Regions from separate parts of the Homo sapiens genome. Here region 1 is linked to region 2. A link is an interaction called in ENCODE POLR2A ChIA-PET data of the cell type or tissue named here. Cell type or tissue: PC-9. All regions are shown on one strand. Each heading gives the region's core, and the rest is flanking DNA. Links, peaks and the distances in the headings are about the cores only. Region 1 overlaps AXIN1 (axin 1). Region 2 overlaps LUC7L (LUC7 like).

Region 1 (11,532 bases), core at 3,007-11,006, 98 kb after region 2:
CACCTCCCGGGTTCACGCTATTCTCCTGCCTCAGCCTCCTGAGTAGCTGGGACTACAGGTGCCCGCCACCACGCCCAGCTAATTTTTTTGTATTTTTAGTAGACACGGGGTTTCACTGTGTTAGCCAGGAGAGTCTCGATCTCCTGACCTCGTGATCCGCCCGCCTCGGCCTCGCAAAGTGCTGGGAGTAATTACAGGCGCAAGCCACGGCGCCCGGCCAAGGTTTCTACATTTTTAAAGGGTGGGGGAAGAATCTGTGACAGGGACTGCATGCGGCTGCAAAGCCTCACATATTCACTGCCAGCCCTGCACGGGAAACGTTTGCTGGCCCCTGCTTGTGGCCTAGACCACTGTGCAGTGTGCCTGCCTTGGAGGGCATTGCTAAATGGACCAAAAACATTTCAGGATTGCACAGTGGGCAGCCAGGACAACCAGTGCCCCACGGAAAGATAGGAGATGCCAAGGCTGCACACTCTGCTTCTCTCCAGGAGCTGGCAGGGCAGTGTGGTCTCTGAGGGAGGCACAAGGTAGCTCTTTAGCAACAGGTTTTCTTTTATTTTTTTCTTTTTGAGACGGAGTCTTGCTCTGTCGCCCAGGCTGGAGTGTAGTGGCGCGATCTCGGATCACTGCAAGCCGCTCCCGGGTTCACGCCATTCTCCTGCCTCAGCCTCCCGAGTAGCTGGGACTACAGGTGCCCGCCACCACGCCCGGCTAATTTTTTGTATTATTTAGTAGAGACGGGGTTTCACTGTGTTAACCACGATGGTCTCAATCTCCTGACCCCGTGATCCGCCTGCCTCGGCCTCCCAAACTGCTGGGATTACAGGCATGCGCCACCGCGCCCAGCCCGCAACAGGTTTTCTTTATGAACCCTTTAGAAGATCATTAAAACACGAAAGTCAGATTATACATGGTCTGAATAATTACCCCAGGGTTAAGATAACTCACGCACAACCATCCTTCATGAAAGCCCTCGCCCTCTCCCAGCTATTAGAAAAGCTGCCTTCGGGCTGGGCGCAGTGGCTCATGCCTGTCATCCCAGCACTGTGGGAGGCCGAGGCGGGCGGATCACGAGGTCAGGAGATCGAGACCATCCTGGCTAACACGGTGAAACCCCGTCTCTACTAAAAATACAAAAAATTAGCCAGGTGTGGTGGCGAGTGCCTGTAGTCCCAGCTACTCGGGAGGCTGAGGCAGGAGAATGGCGTGAACCCGGGAGGCGGAGGTTGCAGTGAGGCGAGATTGTGCCACTGCACTCCAGTCTGGGCAACAGAGCAAGACTACGTCTCAAAAAAGAAAAGGAAGAAAGAAAGAAAAGCTGCCTTCGGAAGCACGGCAGCTCCAGGGATCCGTGCCGCACCCAGGGGCCTCTCAGAGCTGCCAGGAGACACAGGACGACTGAAGAGAGCGCCCGACCCAGGGCTGCGTGGCAGACACGGCAACTCCTGAGGCATCCTCGGCTGTCACAGCACCACTGAGTGTTGTGGGCAATGGTGAGCCGAGTCCAGGTCTGGCTCAGCCACGGTGGGCGTCAGGAACAAGTGAATCTAAAACTCACCTAACACTTGCCTCGGGGTTTGTTGAAGTGTCCTGAAGCCACCAACCTACTGGTTTCTTAGACATGATACTTGGATTGGGTAACCTCCACAGGCCTCCGTGGATTAGACACTGACCCCACATCTGTGTCCACAGCCCACAGCCTCTCGAGTGCCATGTGGAATGTTGTGAGCTTGCCGCCAGCACAAAAGCTGAGGGCAGCTGCCCCACCGGAATGATGCTCTTCACCTGTCCACTTTTTACCTCTGATTTGCTTTCGAGTACGTGTAGCAATTTCACATTCCAAATTGTTAAACACTTCAGTACAAACCAAGATGAACAGAATATCAAGAAAAAAAATACCTATTTATTTTAGGTCCTCCCTTTAGGAAACATATGTCCCTTTTCTTGGAGAGAATTAGGAGACTTTTTGAGAAAACTGAGTTGGCAGGTTACTTTTTGTTGTAGTAACAGAGTTTTGGGGAAGAGGGAAACCAGATGCTAGGATGCATGTCAGGCGCTCCGTGGGCTGCACTGCACCCAACCACCTGGCCCGAGGCTTCAGGACCACGGCAGGCACTGCTTCAACTCCAGTAACCTCAAGTCAGGTGCTGCTAAAATCACGTCAACATTTTATTTTGAAGATTCAAAATTAAACGAGGATGAAAGAAACCAGGAGAAGCCACACACAGCAGCTCTGCCCGGAAGGGGCAGGGAGCTGCCCCTGCACTACCACAGCTACCTGGGGAAAAACCAAGGGGCCAAGACCTACGGCAATGTGGGCTGGCTGAATCTGGTTCAGAAACAGAATGTGACAACTTGTTCTCCTCATCTGAAATTCAGGTTTTGGAAAAATGTTTAAAGACAGGCAAATGAAAAGAACAAACCAGCCAGGCACAGTGGCTCATGCCCATAATCCCAGCACTCGTGAGGCTGAAGTGGGTGCAGTTTGCGCCCAGGAGTTGGAGACTGCATAGTGAGGCCTCGTCTCCACAAAAATAATCATCATCATCAGCCGGATGCAGTGGCTCATGCCCGTAATCCCAGCACTCATGAGGCTGAAGTGGGTGCACCGTTTGAGCCTCGGAGTTCGAGACTGCATAGTGAGGCCTCGTCTCCACAAAAATTATAATAATCATTAGCCAGGCGTGGTGGCGCACGCTTGTAGCCTCAGCAACTCTGAAGGCTGAGGCAGAATTGCTTGGGACCAGGAGACAGAAGCTACAGTAAGCCAAGATCGCACCATTGCAGTCCAGCCTGGGTGACAGTGAGATCCTGTCTCAAAATGAAAAGAACCATAAAAATGGTACATACAGTGGGACCATCACTTAAAACATATTCATAAAAAGATGGGCAGAATCACCAGTAGGTGAGAAGTCCCTCTCTCCTCCTCCAGCCCTATCCAGATCTCCAGGCTTTCCTCATGGAGAACCCAGCTAAGCGGGAAAGACATCTGGGACACCACTGGCCGCAGTGGGGATGGAGGGTGGTGGTCCGCGGGCTCCAGCTGCTCACAAGTTCATAGCCGCTGGCTTCCTCCAATGCTGAGGCTGCTGCAGGGAGACCCTGGTTCCTGCGGCTCGGCCCCAGCCCTGGCTAGGATGGCTGGTGGGCAGGTGGCGTGTGGCGCACAGACCAGAGCTGGGAAGGTCTGAGCTTCATGGGTAACCAAAACCCCAAATGACCCCCACAGGCTGGCAGCCAGTGCCCTACTGCAACAAGACTGTTGGCATCATCTAATGGCTGGGGTGTACATAGGTCCCAAAAAGCCAGCTGCGAAGCACAGGGGAAGAGGTCATAAAACAAGCACGTTCCTACACATGGGGTTTCCCTGGACAATGAAAGAATAAGCTTCTGCCTGTCACCTCGAGCGTCACACATGTGTGGCCCAGGCCTCAGCACAACCACAGCATCTTCCCTCACTCCTGCTCCCAGCCCCTTGCCAAGTGGGTGACAGGGACAAGACAGGACCCTGTACTGCACCAGCGTCGGCAGAAACGCCACCCTCAGGGACCACATCACTCGCCACAGCCAGTGGTGAGGCAGCTGGCCTGTGCCTGTCTTTAAGCTGAAACCCCAGACTCTGAAAACCAAAGAGCAAACTCTAGCCCGGGCAGCCTACAGACTGTCTTAGGTTCACCCTCGATCCTTCCTCATAGGGAGGTCCCAGCAGCCCTGGTCACAGAGAGAAGCAACCGACACAAAGCTGAGCCCTCACTTGTACTGCTTGGAGGACAGCCTCTGCGGTACAGCCTGCCTGCATGTCCAGACGCACTCTCACTGAGACCTGGGGAGCCAGGAAACACTTTTCCTGAAGACAAAGCCCAGGCATCTCTGGGTCAGCACGAAGCCCCCTCTGAGCTGGCCGCGCTCTGCAGCAGGGTGGGACTTACACGCTGCCATCCGCAAGAAACAGGGTGTCTGGGGCAGGACTTACACATTGCTGTCCTCAAGGGACAAGGTGTCTGGGACCGGACTTACACACTGCTGTCCGTGAGGGACTGGGTATCCGGGGCGGGACTTACACGCTGCTGTCCGTGAGGGACAGGGTGTCTGCATCGCTGGACAGGCTCTGCTGCTCGCTGTCGTTGGCACTGGTGGCTGGGGCCAGGGCATAGCCGGCATTGACATAATAGGGGTTGACTGGCTCCCGCCAGGATCCATACCTGCAAACAGGCAAGCAGGGCATGTTAGTGACAGCCTGCCAACAGCCTCTCATTTTATTTCACATTTTCATGTTATCTGAATATCTCAATGTATTAATTAAAAACACAAGCAATTTGGAGAAAATAAGGAGCATGGAGAAAAGACCAACATCTCCACCTGTCCTCTTGTCCCTCTGTCCTTTTCAACGGGGTGCATTAAAGCACCGGGCATCTTTCCAGATCTCTCCTCTGATTTTAGGCGGGGGCTTTGGTGCACACACAGAGCATCCACACGTGATCATTTGGGTTTGTTTTCCGTGCACGGTACTAGAAATGGGACGCAGATGTTCTGCTCATTCTGCAGTGCGCGTCGGGAGAGGACACTGGGTTTTGATCAGGATGAGGCCCTTGGGATTCAGCTCAGACGTCTCTGCACCTGTGCCCAAGTCCAAGCATGGCCACGGGACTGATGTCAGGGCCGGTATGTGACAGTGTGTGTGGGTGGTGCCACCTCCTGTCCCCCTACCTAGAGCAGAGGTTCCTCCCCAGCTCCTGGGACGATTCACCTCCTCTTGTTACTGCAAAATTAGCCAGGAAATGACACCTTTTTTCAATCTGCACTTCCCTGATTAATGGTCAGATTGGCAGTTTAGCGTATTTGTCATTTAAACTTCTTCCTCTTTATCTGTTCATATGGTTTACCATTTTCTATGGGGTGGATTATGAGTTTCTTGGTGATTTACAGAAGTCTTCAAATAGACTTGTTATTAATCTCTGGTTATATACGCAAAAAACATTTTCTCCCTAAATGTCATTTTTCTTTTTAACATTGCTCAGGTTGATTTTGGTCAAACAAAATTTTTCATTTCTATGAAATCAGACAGGCCGGGTGCGGTGGCTCATGCCTTTAATCCCAGCACTTTGGGTGGCCGAGGCAGGCAGATCACGAGGTCAGGAGATCGAGACCATCCTGGCTAACACAGTGAAACCCCGTCTCTACTAAAAATACAAAAAATTAGCTGGGCGTGGTGGCGGGCGCCTGTAGTCCCAGACTACTTCGGAGGCTGAGGCGGGAGAATAGCGTGAACCTGGGAGGCGGAGCTTGCAGTAAGCTGAGATCACGCCACTGCACTCCAGCCTGGGTGACAGAGCAAGACTCTGTCTCAAAAGAAAAAAAAAAAAAAAAAAAAGAACAGCCTGACCAACATGGTGAAACCCCATCTCTAGTAAAAATACAAAAATTAGCTAGGTGTGGTGGCACGCACCTGTAATCCCAGCTACTTGGGAGGCTGAGGCAAGAGAATCGCTTGAACCCGGGAGGCAGAGATTGCAGTAAGCTGAGATCGCAGCACTGCACTCCAGCCTGGGCGACAGAGTAAGACTCTGTCTCAAAAATAAAATAAATAAATCAATCAGATATTCCAATCTTTTCCTTTATTTATTTATTTATTTTCTATTTTGGAAACACAGTCCTTCCTTATTCCAGAATTACACATATATTCTATTTTTCTTTATATGCTCCAGTTTTTTTTAGACCTTCACCTGAAATGTGTGTATACAAAATCTAGGCCAGTCCAGCAGAGCCTAAAGGTAAAAAATAAAATAATAAAAAATAAATAAAATCTAGCTCACTCCTTCACATCAAAATGGAGATACAGCTGTTAGCATTAAATACCAAATAACCCATCTTGTCCTCAATAATTTTAAGCGCCTCTCTCCACCACATCTAACTCCTGTCAAAGGCATGTGCCCCTTCCGGGCGCTCTGCTGTGCTGCCAACCAACTGGCATGTGGACTCTGCAGGGTCCCTAACTGCCAAGCCCCACAGTGTGCCCTGAGGCTGCCCCTTCCTTCTAGCGGCTGCCCCCACTCGGCTTTGCTTTCCCTAGTTTCAGTTACTTGCGTTCAGCCAAGGTCTGAAACTAGGTGCGCACAGAGCGGTAAGACTGCGAGAGAAAGAGACCAGCTTTACAGGGGGTTTATCACAGTGCACCCTGACAGTCGTCAGCCTCACAGGGGGTTTATCACATTGCACCCTGACAGTCGTCAGCCTCACAGGGGGTTTATCACAGTGCACCCTTACAATCATTCCATTTGATTCACAATTTTTTTAGTCTCTACTGTGCCTAACTTGTAAGTTAAATTTGATCAGAGGTGTGTTCCCAGAGGGGAAAACAGTATATACAGGGTTCAGTACTATCGCATTTCAGGCCTCCACCTGGGTCTTGGAATGTGTCCCCCGAGGGGTGATGACTACCTCAGTTGGATCTCCACAGGTCACAGTGACACAAGATAACCAAGACACCTCCCAAGGCTACCACAATGGGCCGCCCTCCACGTGCACATGGCCGGAGGAACTGCCATGTCGGAGGTGCAAGCACACCTGCGCATCAGAGTCCTTGGTGTGGAGGGAGGGACCAGCGCAGCTTCCAGCCATCCACCTGATGAACAGAACCTAGGGAAAGCCCCAGTTCTACTTACACCAGGAAAGGCCCTTTGACAAGATGGGAGGGGGGCAGGCAGCCCAGCACCTTGGACTCTGGTGACATGGGATGCCTGGGGAGATGAGCGAGCACTGCGAGCTGGGGACAGCCTGTGGCGGTGCTGGGCAGGGCCTCGCTGCACGGGGCCATTTCCCCTGGGGCTGTGGCCTCCATGCCCTCTGGAGGGTATCGCATGGGGCCAGAACACACAAGCAGGGCCTTTCATACGAACAGTGCTGGTGACCGTGCTCAGCTGCTCGGGAGGCAGGTGCAGGACCCCATGCCACAATGGAAAACACGGTTCACGATGTCAGGCCCCTGCCAGGGCCGATGTCCACGAGTCCCTCTGACCCACCCACTGTGGCCTGGTCGCTCACTGCAGGCCACAGACAGTCACGGCCAGGTGACGGCAGCCTCAGGCTGACAGCAACCATGGGGCCGCTCTTGGGAAATGGGTTCTCTGGAAACACCGACCACCGGTGGCTGGGCTTTGTAAGTTTGGTTCACTCCTCGTCTCCTCTCTGTACCTGACATAGAGCAGATAAAATGATACCAGCCTGCAGCTTCAGGCTCTTTGCTTTAAGCATCATGCAGTATTTATAAATGACACCATTATTCCTTTGATACTTAAAGCCACAGCTGCTCAGCAGCTACTGATATTATCACTGTAACAACCACTGCAGCCAACCTCAGATCTCAGGTTAAGTACTAAAGTCTCCCTATTACTATGAAGGAACACTGAACTTTGGTAACTTTCTATAAACATCTATTTGGCCAAATAAAAACATTTCAAATGGAAGAGAGAAGGCCACTGCCGCACAGAAGTTTAAGAAGTCTACGTCCACGGCACACGGGTGCATCTGTAGCCCACGGCACTTGGTGCGTCTGTAGCCCACAGCACACGGCGCGTCTGTAGCCCACGGCACATGGCGTGTCTGTCTTGGCACGCACTGGAAGCACGTGCCCTGCCCTCATGCTGCCATGGGGCTCACACCTGTCCCGTCACTTGGGAGCCACATACAGCAGAACGAAGCCTTCTGTGTTCATGTGTCCAATTCCAAATCCTTCTCCCACTCTGACTTCCCAGGTGTGCCTTTCACATTTTTGGAAAACCTGTTTGTCTTTAAAATGAGAAGCAGGAGAAACGCAGGTTTCCCATTTTCCACAAGCTCCAGCACACAGCAAGTTCCACTGCACACAAGCACCAAGGTCAGGCAGCAAAGGGGAGAGAAGCGGGAGAAGGCGGCTGGGAGAAAAGAAAAGGAAGAAGGGCAGCCTGTTTACTATTGATCTTCGTAACAATCCCAGACAACTGCCCTGGCTCTCAGGATCTGCCCTCAGCACTCAGATGGCTCCTGTACCTGAAGACACAGGCGGCCGGGCTTGGCCTTCACTACCAGCAGATGCGACCAAGAACGTTCTGGTCAAAGACACGTCCAAGGGGAGGTCACATGGGAGTTCCAGGATCCCCCCATATAGCTGGGATCCAGTGGCGGGAGGGGCATGTGCTCGCGTGCCTGCCTGTGCGTGCGCCTATGGATGCGTGCTTTGTGTGTGCATGCCCACGTATCCATCTGTGTGCGCGCCCGCATGCCCATGTGTGCACCTGTATGCCCGCCCTTCACGAGCACCTCCACCTACACCTGCACTTCTCAGACAGTGGAGATGCTGACCCCTGGCTGTGTGCGGTGAGAATGCGGCTGGGGCCTTGGTGAGAGCGGCTCTGACCCCTGGCTGTGCAGAGAGAATGCAGCCGGGGCCTTGGTGAGAGTGGCTCTGACCCCTGGCTGTGTGTGGAGAGAATGCGGCCGGGGCCTTGGTGAGAGCGGCTCTGGCTGTGCGGAGAGAATGCGGCCGGAGACTTGGTGAGAGCTGTGCCCAGCCCCCCACGCTGATGACCTCAAACAGGAAAACGTGCACAGCTCTTCTGGAACAGGTGCCAGGACTCAGGCAGAGTCCGGGGACACAGAGGCTGGGAGACCCTGTAGAGCCAGGTAGTGACAGACTCCTCGCAACTCTTCTGTGTGTTCAAAGGCTTTCTTTAGGGTCCGGTGTGGTGGCGCACACCTAGAATCCCAGCGACTTGGGAGGGTAAGGCAGGAGACTCGCTGGAGCCCGGGAGTCTGCAGTAAGATATGATCACGCCACTGTGTTCCAGCCTGTGCTCCAGACTCTGTCTCAAAAACAAAAATGTCGTGGAGAGGAGGCATGAGAAGACACGGTGACTTAGGGAAAAACGTGCCCATCACAGAAGGGAAAGTCCAGTGGAGCGGTGAGGAGGCGCTGATGGCAGAATCAATGCCCAGGAGCTGTGTCATAAACAAACACCTGTGGGGTTTGACAGCTACAAGGACCCTATTAGCTTCAAGGCAACAGGAAATGAGAAGCCATGAGGCGGCCAGTGCACTCTAGGCTGGCCTAGGAGGCCCAAATGTCAGGGCCACACAGAAGGTCTCCCCTGCCCAGGTGTTCATGGATGGTGGAGAAAGGTGCTCCTCCTGCCCCAGGAAGGCACCTCTCTGGGACTCCCGCGGCTGCTCCCACATCCAGCATGGCCACGGCACCGGCTCTCTGGTCACTGTGGTACTTTCATCTTCCGTCTTTTCACATTTAACCATTCTATATTCTTCTACTTGTGTAAGCAGCCTGCCTTTTAAAAAGGTAGCATAACAATTTTTCCTTTTAATGAGGCTGTCTGGTCCGGTTACATTTAGTGTGATGTGGAGGGAGCTGGGCCACCGTCGGATCGGGTTGGTTTATCACATCTGCTCTACTTCCTTTTGCTCTTTCTTGCCTTCTTTGGGGTATTTTTTGCTTTCCATTTCCTCCCTCTGAAAAAGTAAATGTTGTACAGTTCTTTCATTGGTTCCTGTGCCTGGACATGTCTCAATCCCACACATCACACCTGCCTCTTCCCAGGCCGCATGAGAACCTCAGAACCGACAGCCCCCCACACACTCACAAGCAACGCATTTCCTGCACTGACATTTTCTTTTTTATTCCCTGGACTCCCACCTTAGCTTCCCAGGTAGGTGGGACAACAGGCGCACACTACCACTCCTGGCTACTTTTTCATTTTTTATATAGATGAGGTCTCACTATGTCACCCAGGCTGGTCTTGAACTCTTGGGCTCAAGTCATCTGCCCACCTCGGTGTCCGAATGTGCTGGGATTACAGGCATGAGCCATCATGCCTGGCCACAAATCAGATCATTTTAATTACTGAACTGCAAAGGGGTAAATGCTTTAAAAGGATTCCAGCAAGGTAAGATGACAACACCAATAATGCAACATAGGGGCGGATAAAATCTAAACAGAAAAGTTACACAAAATTATGATGCTTCGCTGTGATGGTTTCATGGAGAAATTTAGAAACAGGTCAAGCTTCACAGCATCCCTCCACATCCCTTAACACACACGTGCAAATTTGAGAGAGTTCCAGCTTTCCTCATCAATTACCTTTAAAATTACTAAGTACACTCAAGAATATAAAAATTAAAAACAAATATATATGTATATATGTAAATGTATATATGTGTGTATATATGTATATATGCATACGTATATGCGTGTGTGTGTATATATATATATATATATATTTTTTTTTTTTTTGAGACGGAGCCTCGCTCTTTCGCCCAGACTGGAGTGCAGTGGCGCGATCTCGGCTCACTACAACCTCCGCCTCCTGGGTTCAATCGATTCTCCTGCCTCAGCCTCCCGAGTAGCTGGGACTCCAGGCACACGTCACCACGCCCGGCTAATTTTTGTATTTTTAGTAGAGACAAGGTTTCGCCGTGTTGGTCAGGCTGGTCTCGAACGCCTGACCTTGTGATCTGCCCGCCTCGGCCTCCCAAAGTGCTGGGATTACAGGCTTAAGCCACTGCGCCTGCCCACAAAAAATGTTTCATGCCAAAAGACCACCTGGTGTGACGGATGCCACCCAGAACATGGGAAGAGGAGGCTGGAGGTAGATCTGGCCCTGGGAATCACCCGAAACCACTGCTACAGGCCCTCCTGCCTCCTGCTACCCACGCTCTGGGATGCTCTGGGCCCGCTGCTCTCTGTGCCTTCCATACCCAGGCAGGAGCCGCCACCCTCCCTGGTAGTAAGGCACCACATTTCCATACCCAGGCAGGAGCCGCCACCCTCCCTGGTAGTAAGGCACCACATGGCACCTGCTGGTGACAACCACTATGGGGAAACAGCAAACAGCAGCCCCAGGAGAGCTCTGCATAGCACGTGCCCCACCCCGCCAAGACTTCTGTGTTGTTAAAAGTAAGTTCTGATGGTTTTGCTTAAGCAGCACAGGTCAGTACACCACGTAAAATAATTATAGCCATTTTGAAAGGCAAATCGCCTTTTTCTCCAACCACAGAGCTCCTCAACTCACGACAAGGCTGTGTCCTGATAAACCTCTCATAGCTGGGAATACGAGGTAGAAGGTGGATTCCAACCCACGAAGGGTTAAACCCTCTCACAGCTGGGAATATGAGGTAGGTGGATTCCAACCCACGAAGGGTTAAACCCTCTCATAGCTGGGAATATGAGGTAGAAGGCGGATGCCAACCCACGAAGGGTTAAACCCTCTCATAGCTGGGAATATGAGGTAGAAGGTGGATTCCAACCCACGAAGGGTTAAACCCTCTCATAGCTGGGAATATGAGGTGGAAAGTGGATTCCAACCTCAAAGTGTTATCCAGACACAGCCTTGCCCTTCGTTGACGGGCACCCTGAATGCTTCAGGCTGGTTGTAAAGTTGAAAAGGCCTAAGTGGAGCCATCCTAAGTTAGAGACCAGCTGTATTCTGAAAGACAGAGGCTGGAATTAGTAAAATGGCTGGAAACACACATCTGTGAGCCCTGGATGAT
Region 2 (11,532 bases), core at 1,210-9,209:
ACCGCAATCTCTGCCTCCCAGGTTCAAGCGATTTTCCTGCCTCACCCTCCAAAGTAGCTGGGATTACAGGTGCCCACCATCACACCTGGCTAATATTTTCTATTTTTAGTAGAGATGGGGTCTCACTATCTTGGCCAGGAAGGTCTCCATCTCCTGATCTTGTGATCTGCCCACCTCAGCCTCCCAAAGTGCTGGGATTACAGGAGTGAGCCACTGTGCCTGGCTTGAGTTGAAATCGTTACAGCTTTATATTTTGTGTCTTTGTTTTGTGTTCTCATGAGCAATTGTTTTTTTTTTGAAATGGAGTCTTGCTCTGTCGCCCAGGCTAGAGTGCAATGGCACGATCTCGGCTCACTGCAACCTCTGCCTCCTGGGTTCAAGCTATTCTCCTGCCTCAGCTTCCTGAGTAGCTGGGATTACAGGTGCGCACCACCACACCCAGCTAATTTTTATATTTTTAGTAGAGACAGTGTTTCACCATGTTGGTCAGGCTGGTATCCTGACCTCATGATCCACCCACCTCAGCCTCCCAAAGTGCTGGGATTACAGGTGTGAGCCACTGAGCCCTGCCTATCATAAGCAATTTGAAATCATTAGACAGGTTTCACAAACATTAGTTTGAAGGGCAGAGTCTATCATATAGGTTCATTATAATTTATTCACTCATTTCTCTTCTTGGGCATTTTTCTTGATCCAAATTTCAATCTCATAAACAATTTTGTCATAAGTATCATTTATCCATTCATTCATTTATCTGAGACAGACTCTTGTTCTGTTCTCCAGGCTGGAGCACAGTGGTGCAAGCACAGCTCACTTCAGCCTTGATCCTCCGGGCTCAACTGATCCTCCAGCCTCAGCCCCTCGAGTAGCTGGGACTATAGTTGCAGGCCACCTTGTCTGGCTAATTTTTTTGGTATTTTGTGTACAGACAGGGTTTGTCATCTTGCCCAGGCTAGTCTCCAACTGGGCTCATGCGACCCACCCACCCTAGTCTCCCAAAGCTCTTGGATTACAGGCATGGACCACTACACCTGGCCCACAAACATCTTTACTATAACCATGTTTCCATGTATTTCCAATTACTTTCTTAGGATAGAGATTTCTAGAAATAAGTCACAAGGCAGAGATACTTTTAGGCCAGGCATGGTGGCTTGTGACTGTAATCCCAGAACTTCGAAGACTGAAGTAGGAGAATAGCTTGAGGCCAGGAGTTGGAGGCTACCGTGAGCTATGAGCACGCCACTGCAATCCAGCCTGGGCAGAACAAGATCCTATCTCAATAGTTGTATTACATCTTTTTTTTCCTCTTAAAATAAGTTACGATAAACATCTTTTCTCTGCATTCATTTTCACATATCCTTAAGACACATTCCCAACAGTGGAATTCTGGAAAAAAATGTTTAAAACACCAACAGTAGGCCAGGTGCAATGGATCACGCCTGTAATCCCAGCACTTTGGGAGAGTGAGGCGGGCAGATCACAAGGTCAGGAGCTTGAGACCATCCTCGCTAACATGGTGAAACCCTGCCTACTGAAAATACAAAAAATTGGGCCGGGCGCGGTGGCTCACACCTGTAATCCCAGCACTTTGGGAGGCCGAGGCGAATGGATCACAAGGTCAGGAGTTTGAGACCAGCCTGACCAGTATTGTAAAACCCCGTCTCTACTAAAAATACAAAAAATTAGCCAGGCATGGTGGCGCGTGCCTGCAATCCCAGCTACTTGGGAGGCTGAGGTAGGAGAGTTGCTTGAACCCGGCAGGCGGAGGTTGCAGTGAGCCGAGATCATCGCGCCATTGCACTCCAGCCTGGGCGACAAAAGCAAAACTCCGTCTCAAAAAAAAAAAAAAAAGAAAATACAGAAAATTGGCCAGGTGTGGTGACATGCACCTGTAGTCCCAGCTACTCAGGAGGCTGCGGTGGGAAAATTGCTTGAACCGGGAAGGCAGAGATGGCAGTGAGCCGAGATCATGCCACTGTACTCCAGCCTGGACGAGAGTGAGACACTGTCTCAAAAAAAAAAAAAACATCGACAGTGTCTTGACAGATCACTCTCCCACAACACTGCTGCTCCACCACACCCAGCTAATTTTCTATTTTTTTTCTAGAAACATGTTCTTCAGGCAAAAACTCCTGGGCTCAAGTGATCCTTCACTTTTGGCCTCCAAAAGTGACAGGATTACAAGCAGAAGCCCCCTTGCCTGCCCAGCCCGGTTTACTGTTTTTTTTTTGAGATGGGATTTCGCTCTTGTTGCCCAGGCTACAGTGCAATGGCACGATCTTGGCTCACTGCAACCTCTGCCTCCCAGGTTCAAGTGATTCTCCTGCCTCAGCCTCCCGAGTAGCTGGGATTATAGGTGCCCAGCACCACGCCCGGCTAATTTTCAATTTTTAATAGAGATGGGGGTTTCTCCATGATGGTCAGGCTGGTCTCGAACTCCCGACCTCAGGTGATCTGCCCGCCTCAGCCTCCCAAAGTGCTTGGGTAAGAGGTGTGAGCCACAGGGCCCGGCCCTTGTTTACTCTAATTCTTTGAGTGAGGAGGACCTTTTTCTTTTCCACATGCTTATAAACACTGGTTATCAAATAGTTGTTTTTTTTTTTTTTTTTTTTGAGACGGAGTCTCGCTCGGTTGTCCAGGCTGGAGTGCAGTGGCACAATGTCGGCTCATTGAAACCTCCGCCTCCTGGGTTCCAGTGATTCTCCTGCCTCAGCCTCCCAAGTAGCTGGGACTACAGGTGCCCACCACCATGACCGGCTGATTTTTGTATTTTCGGTAGACACGGTGTTGTACTATTTGGCCAGGCTGGTGTTGAACTCCTGAACTCGTGATCTGCCCGCCTCGGCCTCCCGAAGTGCTGAGATTACAGGCATAAGCCACCTCGCCTGACCTAATTATTTTAATATGAGCCCCCTGTAAGGTCAAAAATGACTTTTAGGGAGTGGGAGATGCGGGTAGTTTTCAGGGAGTAACTCTTGTATATTGTACATTTTCACATAGGACAAAAAGGTCTCTGACCTGTTCTAGCTCTCTAACCCATTCTCTCAAGGCACATGCCACCACGCCTGGCTAACTCTGGCATTTTTTTGTAGAGACGGGGTTTCCCCATGTTGCCCAGGCTGGTCTTGAACTCCCGGGCTCAAGCAATCCTCCTGCCTCAGCCTCCCAAAGTGTTGAGATTACAGGCGTGAGCCACCACATGCCTGGCCAAGGCCACTATTTTAAATAGAATTTTTTTTTTTGAGACAGAGTTTCGCTCTGTCACCCAAGTAGAATAAAGTGCAATGGTGTGATCTCAGCACACTGCAACCTTCACCAACTGGGTTCAAGCCATTCTCCTGCCTCAGTCTCCCGAGTAGTTGGGATTAGAGGACAGCACCACCATGCCCAGCTAATTTTTGTATTTTTAGAAGAGGCAGCGTTTCACCATGTTGGCCAGGCTAGTCTTCAACTCCCGACCTCAGGTGATCCACCCACCTCAGCCTCCCAAATTGCTGGAATTACAGCTGTAAGCCACTGCACACGGTCCAGGAATTTATTCTTTATTGAGAATTGCATTCCTGTGTCAAATGAAACATCTCAGGTACCCCCCAAATATATACACCTATTATGTAGCCACAACAAATTTTTTAAATAGGCTGGGCGCAGTGGCTCACGCCTGTAATCTCAACACTCTGGGAGGCTAAGGCGGGTGGATCACCTGCGGTCAGGAGTTTAAGACCAGCCTGGCCAACATGACAAAACCCCGTCTCTACTAAAAATACAAAAATCAGCCAGGCGTAGCGATGTGCACCTGTAATCCCAGCTACTCAGGAGGCTGAGGCAGGAAAATCGCTTGAAACCAGGAGGCAGAGGTTGCAGTGGGCCGAGATCACACCACTGCACTACAGCCTGGGCAACAAGAGTGAGACTCTGTTTCAAAAAAAAAAAAAATTTTTTTTTTAAATAAATAAACAGAATTTACTTGAGGCCAGGTGCAGTGGCTCACGCCTATAATCACAACACTTTGGGAGGCCAAGGCAGGTGGATCACCTGAGGTCAGGAGTTTGAGACCAGCCTGACCAAAATGGTGAAACCTCATCTCTACTAAAAATATAAAAATTAGCTGGGCGTGGTGGCGGGTGCCTGTAATCACAGCTACTTGGGAGGCTGAGGCATGAGAAGAGAAGGAGGTTGCAGTGAGCCGAGATCATGCCACTGTACTACAGCCTGGGCGACAAGAGCAAAACTATATCTCCAAAAAAAAAAAAAAAAATTAGCCAGGCATGGTGGCAGGCACCTGTAATCCCAGCTACTCAGGAGGCTGAGGTAGGAGAATCGCTTGAACCCAGGAGGTGGAGGTTACAGTGAGCTAAGATCATGCCACGGCACTCCAGCCGAGGCAACAACAGTGACACTCCGTCTCAAAAAAAAAAAAGGAAGAATTTACTGTAAAACGTATTGACATCTTGTAATGCAAGCGGAGGGACCCTTTCCCTTGGGTTTTATATTTTTCACTGGCTCCCTCATCCCATGCTCAGTGCCTTCCCGGTCTTCACTCAAGAACCAGAATGGCATCAAACCCCTCTACTAACCTCTGGTCATACTAGCGATGGGTGATTAGGGATTAAAAAACAATTAAAATTGAGTGAGTTTAAATCATGTATTCTTACCAGGCACAGTGTAATCACACCTGTAAACCCAGCACTTTGGGAGAGTGAGGTGGGTGGATCACCTGAGGTCAAGAGTTCAAGATGAGCCTGGCCAACATGGCGAAACCACATCTCTACTAAAAATACAAAAATCAGCTGGGTGTGGTGGCGGGCACTTCTAATCTCAGCTACTTGGGAGGCTGAGGCAGGAGAATTGCTTAAACCCAGGAGGCGGAGGTTGCAATGAGCCAAGATTGCGCCACTGCATTCCAGCTTGGGCAACAGAGGGAGACTCTGTCTCAAAAAAACAGAAAAAAGAATCTTAAAAGGCTCCACTGGGGGCAACAACGAAAAAAAGCTGAAAAATGCTACTCTAAATGAATTTACTGGCCAGGCATAGTGGCTCACACCTGAAATCCCAATACCAGTGAGAGGCCAAGGTGGCAGGATCACTTGAGGGCAGAAGTTTGAGACCAGCCTGGGCAACATAGTAAAACCCTGTCTCAAAAAAAAAAAAAAAAAAAAAAAAAAAGGCCGGGTGTGGTGGCACACACCTATACCCGCAGCTACTCAGGAATCCGAGGCAGGGCTATCACTGAGCCGAAGAGGTCAAGGTTACAGCAAGCCATCATCACGCCACTGCCCTCCAGCCTGGGTGACAGAACAAGAACCTGTCTCAAAAATAAATAGGACAGGCGCGGTGGCTCACAGCTGTAATCCCAGCACTTTGGGAGGCCGAGGCAGGCGGATCACAAGGTCAGGAGATCGAGACCAGCCTGGCCAACATGGTAAAACCCCATCTCTACCAAAAATACAAAAATGAGCTGGGCATGGTGGCGCATGCCTGTCATCCCAGCTACTTGGGAGGCTAAGGCAGGAGAATCACTTGAACCAGGGAGTCGGAGGTTGCAATGAGCCAAGATGGTGCCACTGCACTCTAGCCTGGTGACAGAGCAAGACTCTGTCTCAAAATAAATAAATAAATAAAAATTAAAATAAATTAAATAAATAATTAGCCAGACATGGTCGTGTGCATCTGTAGTACTAGCTATTTAGGAGACTGTGGAAGAAGGATCACCTGAGCCCAGCAATTCACTTACAGTCAGCTATAATCATGCTGCTGCACTCCAGCCTGGGCAACAGAGTGAAACTCTGTATCAAAAAGAAAAAGAAGCTAGGCACGGTGGCTCAACCTGTAATCCCAGCACTTTGGGAGGCTGAGGCGGGCGGATCACCTGACGTTGAGAGTTCGAGACCAGCCTGATCAACATGGAGAAACACCATCTCTACTAAAAATACAAAATCAGCCGGGCATGGCGGCTCATGCCTGTATTCCCAGCTCCTCAGGAGGCTGAGGCAGAATTGCTTGAACCTGGGAGGAGTAGGTTGCAGTGAGCCAAGATCGCACTACTGCTCTCCAGCCTGAGCAACAAGAGTGAAACTCCGTCTCAAAAAAAAAAAAAGAATTTACTAATGTAGATAAAATAACACAACTACTGAGTACTAAAAAAATGCAAATTGAGATCAGAAAGAAATGCCATTTTACAACCACTAAACTGCAAAAATTAAACAGTCTGATAATACAAAGTGTTGGTGAGCGTGCAGACACTGCTATGGGACTTTACCAAATAGAAACAAGAAGACAACATTACAAAATTGTCTTGCGAGGATAAATACGGGTATCTCCTATAAACCAGCAATCCCTCTCCTAGGAATATACCCAAAATAAATCCTTATCCACGTGACAAGGAAGTTATGCAAAAATATTCATATTGTCTGCAGTAGCAAAACTAGAATCAATCTAAATGTCTATGAATAAAGCAAAGATCGTTTGAGAATTATTCAAGCAGCAATGAAAACTATATGCAACAACCTGGGCAAACAGAAACATGATACTGAACCAAAAAAATCTAATTTTAAAGACTCTACACTATGAAACCATTCAAAACTAAGCAAAAATAAACACTGTTCAAGGACTCATAAAAATGTAATTAAAATTTTTAAAAGCAACAAAATGAGATAACACATATTATCATTTAGGACACTGACAGGACGCTGGACACAACATATAAACAGTACTGGCTGTATTCTAGCTCTGAGCTTGAGTGGCAGGATAACAAGCAACTACCTTATTATTTTGCTTCATAACTTACGTATGTTACATTTTTCTTGTTAGTTCAATATTGGGTTCTTCGCAGTAGGAATAAATCAACATTAAATAAAACTTACATCTAATTCAAAAAACAGGTCTCTTTCTTTACTTGCAATCTCATAATCTGCTCGGAGGGCCAAGTCGTGGATTTTGGTACATTCTCCTAAATCCATGCGCTGTGGGAAAGAAACAGAAAATGCAGACCTCAGTGCCTACCTACTGTAGAAAGCACACAACGCGACTTGGTGTTTCAACTGTCACCAACAGAAATGATCACTTTTGGAACACTGACACTGCAATAAGAAAATTAAGAAAGGAGATATGGCTGAGAAGCCTCATTTCACTTTTACCATCGTGACTACGTGATACTTGAAACTGATGCATTTAATAGTGTAAAGTTTCTATTTTAGACCCAGAGATAATTGGACTGTAATCATCACAACTACATTAATTGGCTTTTGCCAGTTTTTAAGGAGTCTCACCTGTCACCCAGGCTGGAGTACAGTGGCGCGACCTCAGCTTACTGTAACCTCTGCCTCCGGGGTTCAGGCAATTCTCCTGCCTCATTCTCCCAAGTAGCTGGGATTACAGGCACGTGATACCACACCCAGCTAATTTTTTTTTTTTTTTTTTTTTTTTTTTTTTGTATTTTCAGTAGGGACAGGGTTTCGCCACGTTGGCCAGGCTGGTCTTGAACCTCTGACCTCAAGTGATACACCCACCTTGGCCTCCCAAAGAGCTGGCATTACAGGTGTGAGCCACGGTGCCTGGCCCAGTTTTATTTATGCATCAGTCCAAGGATTCAGTAAATGGCAGCATGTGGGGTGGCAGGGATAGGAAACGGCCAGGGCTGGGCGTGGTGGCTCACGCCTGTAATCCCAGCACTTTGGGAGGGTGAGGCAGGCGGATCACTTGAGGTCAGGAGTTCAAGGCCAGCCTGCCCAACATGATAAAACCCAGTCTCCACTAAAACTACAAAAATTAGCCAGGTGTGGTGGCAGGGCACCTGTAATCCCAGCTACCTGGGGAGCTGAGACACAAGAATCGCTTGAACCCAGGAGGTGGAGTTTGCAGTGAGCCAAGACTGTGCCACTGCACTCCAGCCTGGGTGATAAAGTGAGACTCTGTCTCAGAAAAGGGGAAAAAAAAAAGGAAAGGGCCAGAAAACAGTCTCACTGCAACAAATTTCTAGGCATTGTCTTGCAATCTTGACTACTTGAGATGCTCGATGCTTAAGATGCAGAGACAGAGGAAGAGGAAAGAGCGGACAGAAGTTAGATTTTGGCAATTACATCACAACCTAACACTTGGCTTTGTGTAGCTGATTGTGTATCAAAGGGAATAAAGGAGAACAGGCTGGTTCGTAGCCAAATACATGCTCTACACATTTTCTTAGCCTGGGAAATGACCCTGGACATCTAAGTGAGGACAGATAATTGTCCCACTCAGTTCCTCCATTTGACAAGCAAAACGTTCCATTACTAAAACAAAATGATTTATGTTGTCAGTAAGAACAGCATGATGTGCTATTATGTGTACCATATGCAGTACAATTAGAAAACAGTGTATGATTTTAATCTAAATCCTAAGTATAGGACTCTATGCAGACACCTTCTGCCTCTCGCCATCTACACAGCAACAGGGAGGTTTGTGTGCTGAGGATCATCGTGTCAAGTTATAGAGTGCATGTTAACAAAACCCAACATCCCAACTAGGAGACACCCCCAGTAGGACAAAAGAACATGTCTACATAACCAGAAAAAAAAAAAAAAAAAGACGTTAGTACCAGTTGCAGTGGCACATGTCTGTAATCCCAACACCTTTGGGAGGGCAAGATGGGAGGATCACTTGAGCCCAGGAGTTTGAGACCAGCCTGGGCAACATAGCAAGACCCTGTCTCTATGAAAAAATTAACAATTAGCTGGGTGTGGTGGTATGTGCCTGTAGTCCCAGCCACTTGGGAGGCTGAGGGGAAGAGATCGCTTGAGCCTAGGAGGTCAAGGCTTCAAGTGAGCTGTGACTGAGCCACTGCACTCCAGTCTGAGCAACAGAGACCCCTGTCTTTTTAATTTTTTTTTTTTTTTGAGATGGAGTTTCGCTCTTGTTGCCCAGACTGTAGTGCAATCTCGGCTCACCGCAACCTCCGCCTCCCAGGTTCAAGCGATTCTCCTGCCTCAGCCTCCCAAGGAGCTGGAATTACAGACATGTGCCACCACGCCCAGCTAATTTTGTATTTTCAGTAGAGATGGGGTTTCTCCATGTTGGTCAGGCTGGTCTCGAACTGCTGACCTCAGGTGATCCACCCACCTTGGCCTCTCAAAGTGCTGGGATTACGAGCGTGAGCCACCTCGCCCAGCTTTTTAAAGAGACCCCGTCTTTTAAAAAAAAAAAAAAAAAAAGAAAGGAAGGCTTTAAACCTTTAATCCATCTTGAGGGGGAAAAAAATAGAGAGGCTTGCATGTCTGACTCTTGGGATGCAGTCTCATAGAAAGCATGTAGCATGCTAGGCTGGGCACGGTGGCTCACTCCTGTAATCCCAGCACTTTGGGAGGCCGAGGCGGGCGGATCACGAGGTCAGGAGATCAAGACCATCCTGGCCAACACAGTGAAACCCCTTCTCTACTAAAAATACAAAAAAAATTAGCTGGGCGCCTGTAGTCCCAGCTACTCAGGAGGCTGAGGAAGGAGAATGGCATGAACCAGAGAGGCAGAGCTTGCAGTGAGTCAAGATCGCACCACTGCACTCCAGCCTGAGCGACAGAGCGAGACTCCGTCTCAAAAAAATAAAATAAAATAAAATAATAGATAAAAAAAGAAAGCACGTGGCATACTCACTAACAAAACATCCTTCAGTATCACCAATAATAAAGCTAACATGGAGGCGGCAGACAACGGGTCTGCCTTGTATGGTGATGTTTATTTTGACGAAAGATTGACTTTTCTCCTTTATCATTCTTACTCTGAAGTCAGATGGGACTCACGTTATGGTCGGTTACATAGAAGACTTAGAGATAGGACAATAGTGGTTCTAGAAGCCAAATTTGCACTTAAAATCACTGTCACTGAAAATCTGACAACTTTTACCTCATTCACTCTGTTTTTTCTTTTTTTTTTTTGAGGCGGAGTCTCACTCTGTCGCCCAGGCTGGAGTGCAGTGGCACGATCTCAGCTCACTGCAACCTCTGCCTCCCAGATTCAAGTAATCCTCCTGCCTCAGCCTCCCGAATAGCTGGGACTACAGGGGCACGCCACCACGCCCGGCTAATATTTTTGTATTTTTAGTAGAGACAGGTTTTCATCATGTTGGCCAGGCTGGTCTCAAACTCCTGACCTCAAGTGATCCACCCGCCTCCTCCTCCTCCTCCCGAAGTGCTGGGATTACAGGTATGAGCCACCGCACCTGGCCTCATTCACTCTTCTAAGTTGTGGGTGTTGTCCTTTAAAATATATAGTTTCCACAAACTAAGCATTGTAGCTGAAAAATGAATGGCAGCTATCAGAAAAAATGCTTTAAACTAATCAAGGCTTTGTTGTTCAAAGAAAAAGCTACTACCAAAGGAAGCAGACCCTAAAACCTGAAGTACAACAAAGTATGAAGTACAAATTGATTTCCATTATAAAAAACTCAACTGTCAAGAAAGATATGACATTAGAAAACCTCATGAGGCCGAGCGCGGTGGCTCATGCCTATAATCCCAGCACTTTGGGAGGCCGAGGAGGGCGGATCACCTTAGGTCAGAAGTTCGTGACCAGCCTGGCCAACGTGGTGAAACCCCGTCTCTACTAAAAATACAAAAATTAGCCGGGTGTGGTAGCGCACGTTTGTAATCCCAGCTACTCGGGAGGCTGAGGCAGGAGAATTGCTTGAGCCCGGGAGGCGGAGCTTGCAGTGAGCTGAGATGGAGCCATTACATTCCAGCCTGGGCAACAAGAGCGAAACTCAGTCTCAAAATAAAAAAAAAAGAAAACCTCATGAGGCCAGGCGCGGTGGCTCATGCCTGTAATCCCAGCACTTTGGGAGGCAGAGGTGGGTGGATCACCTGAAGTCAGGAGTTTGAGACCAGCCTGGCCAACATGATGAAACCCCATCTCTACTAAAAATACAAAAAAAATTAGCCAGGTGTGGTGGCGGGCGCCTATAATCCCAGCTACTCAGGAGGCTGAGGCAGGAGAGTTGCTTGAACCCAGGAGACAGAGGTTGCAGTGAGCAGAGATAGCACCATGCACTCCAGCCTAGGCAACAGAGTGAGACTCCGTCTGAAAAAAAAAAACCTCACATGAAGCAAAATTCAGCACTTACTTTTCAATGTGAGAGCTCCCAAAAGAGTCCCTGCTTAAGCACACTGAGGATAGGCTTGGGTTCTATGATTACCCTCTTTGGATGTAGCTTTTCAGCTTTGCCAAGGAGGCAGGGAAAAATACTACTGGCCATTCCCCTGGATGCCCAACATCAAGCAGAGCTGAAATATCACATTCATTAAGTCCTTCCACAATATTCCACATGGCTGCTAAATCCAGTGTGTCAGGCGTTTTTTACTCCACAACCTGTGTTCTCTTCTGTACCTTCTACTGGTCTAACACTACTGACCAGGAAGGGCACCAAAGTTTCCGGAACCTTCAGAAAACACAGTTCTGGCCGGGCGCAGTGTCTCATGCCTGTAATCTCAGCACTTTGGGAGGCCAAGGTGGGTGGATCACGAGGTCAGGAGCTCCAGACTAGCCTGGTCAACATGGTGAAACCCCGTCTCT

What was found. Peaks named below come from ENCODE experiments on the same cell type or tissue, not always from the same donor. Only the 100,000 strongest peaks of a DNase experiment are listed, where the experiment ranks them.
Region 1: POLR2A ChIA-PET joins it to region 2 with 13 read pairs; 7 of 35 experiments call an interaction of 5 or more read pairs at or near these places.

Annotation. Positions count from the first base shown.
Region 1 is chr16:310,482-322,013 of GRCh38, forward strand. It overlaps AXIN1 (axin 1), which reads right to left. Exons shown (of 11, transcript NM_003502.4): 3 at 4,062-4,202. Among named protein-coding and RNA genes, the nearest start is that of PDIA2, 33 kb to the left of the region's middle. RefSeq lists enhancers at 6,264-7,017, 7,018-7,769, 7,770-8,523. In PC-9, for the core only: a CTCF peak has its summit at 8,366; a DNase peak (open chromatin) is centred at 6,430.
Region 2 is chr16:213,789-225,320 of GRCh38, forward strand. LUC7L (LUC7 like) reads right to left here. Exons shown (of 10, transcript NM_201412.3): 3 at 6,861-6,959. Among named protein-coding and RNA genes, the nearest start is that of LUC7L, 9.9 kb to the right of the region's middle. In PC-9, for the core only: no CTCF peak of the experiment used is centred there; no DNase peak of the experiment used is centred there.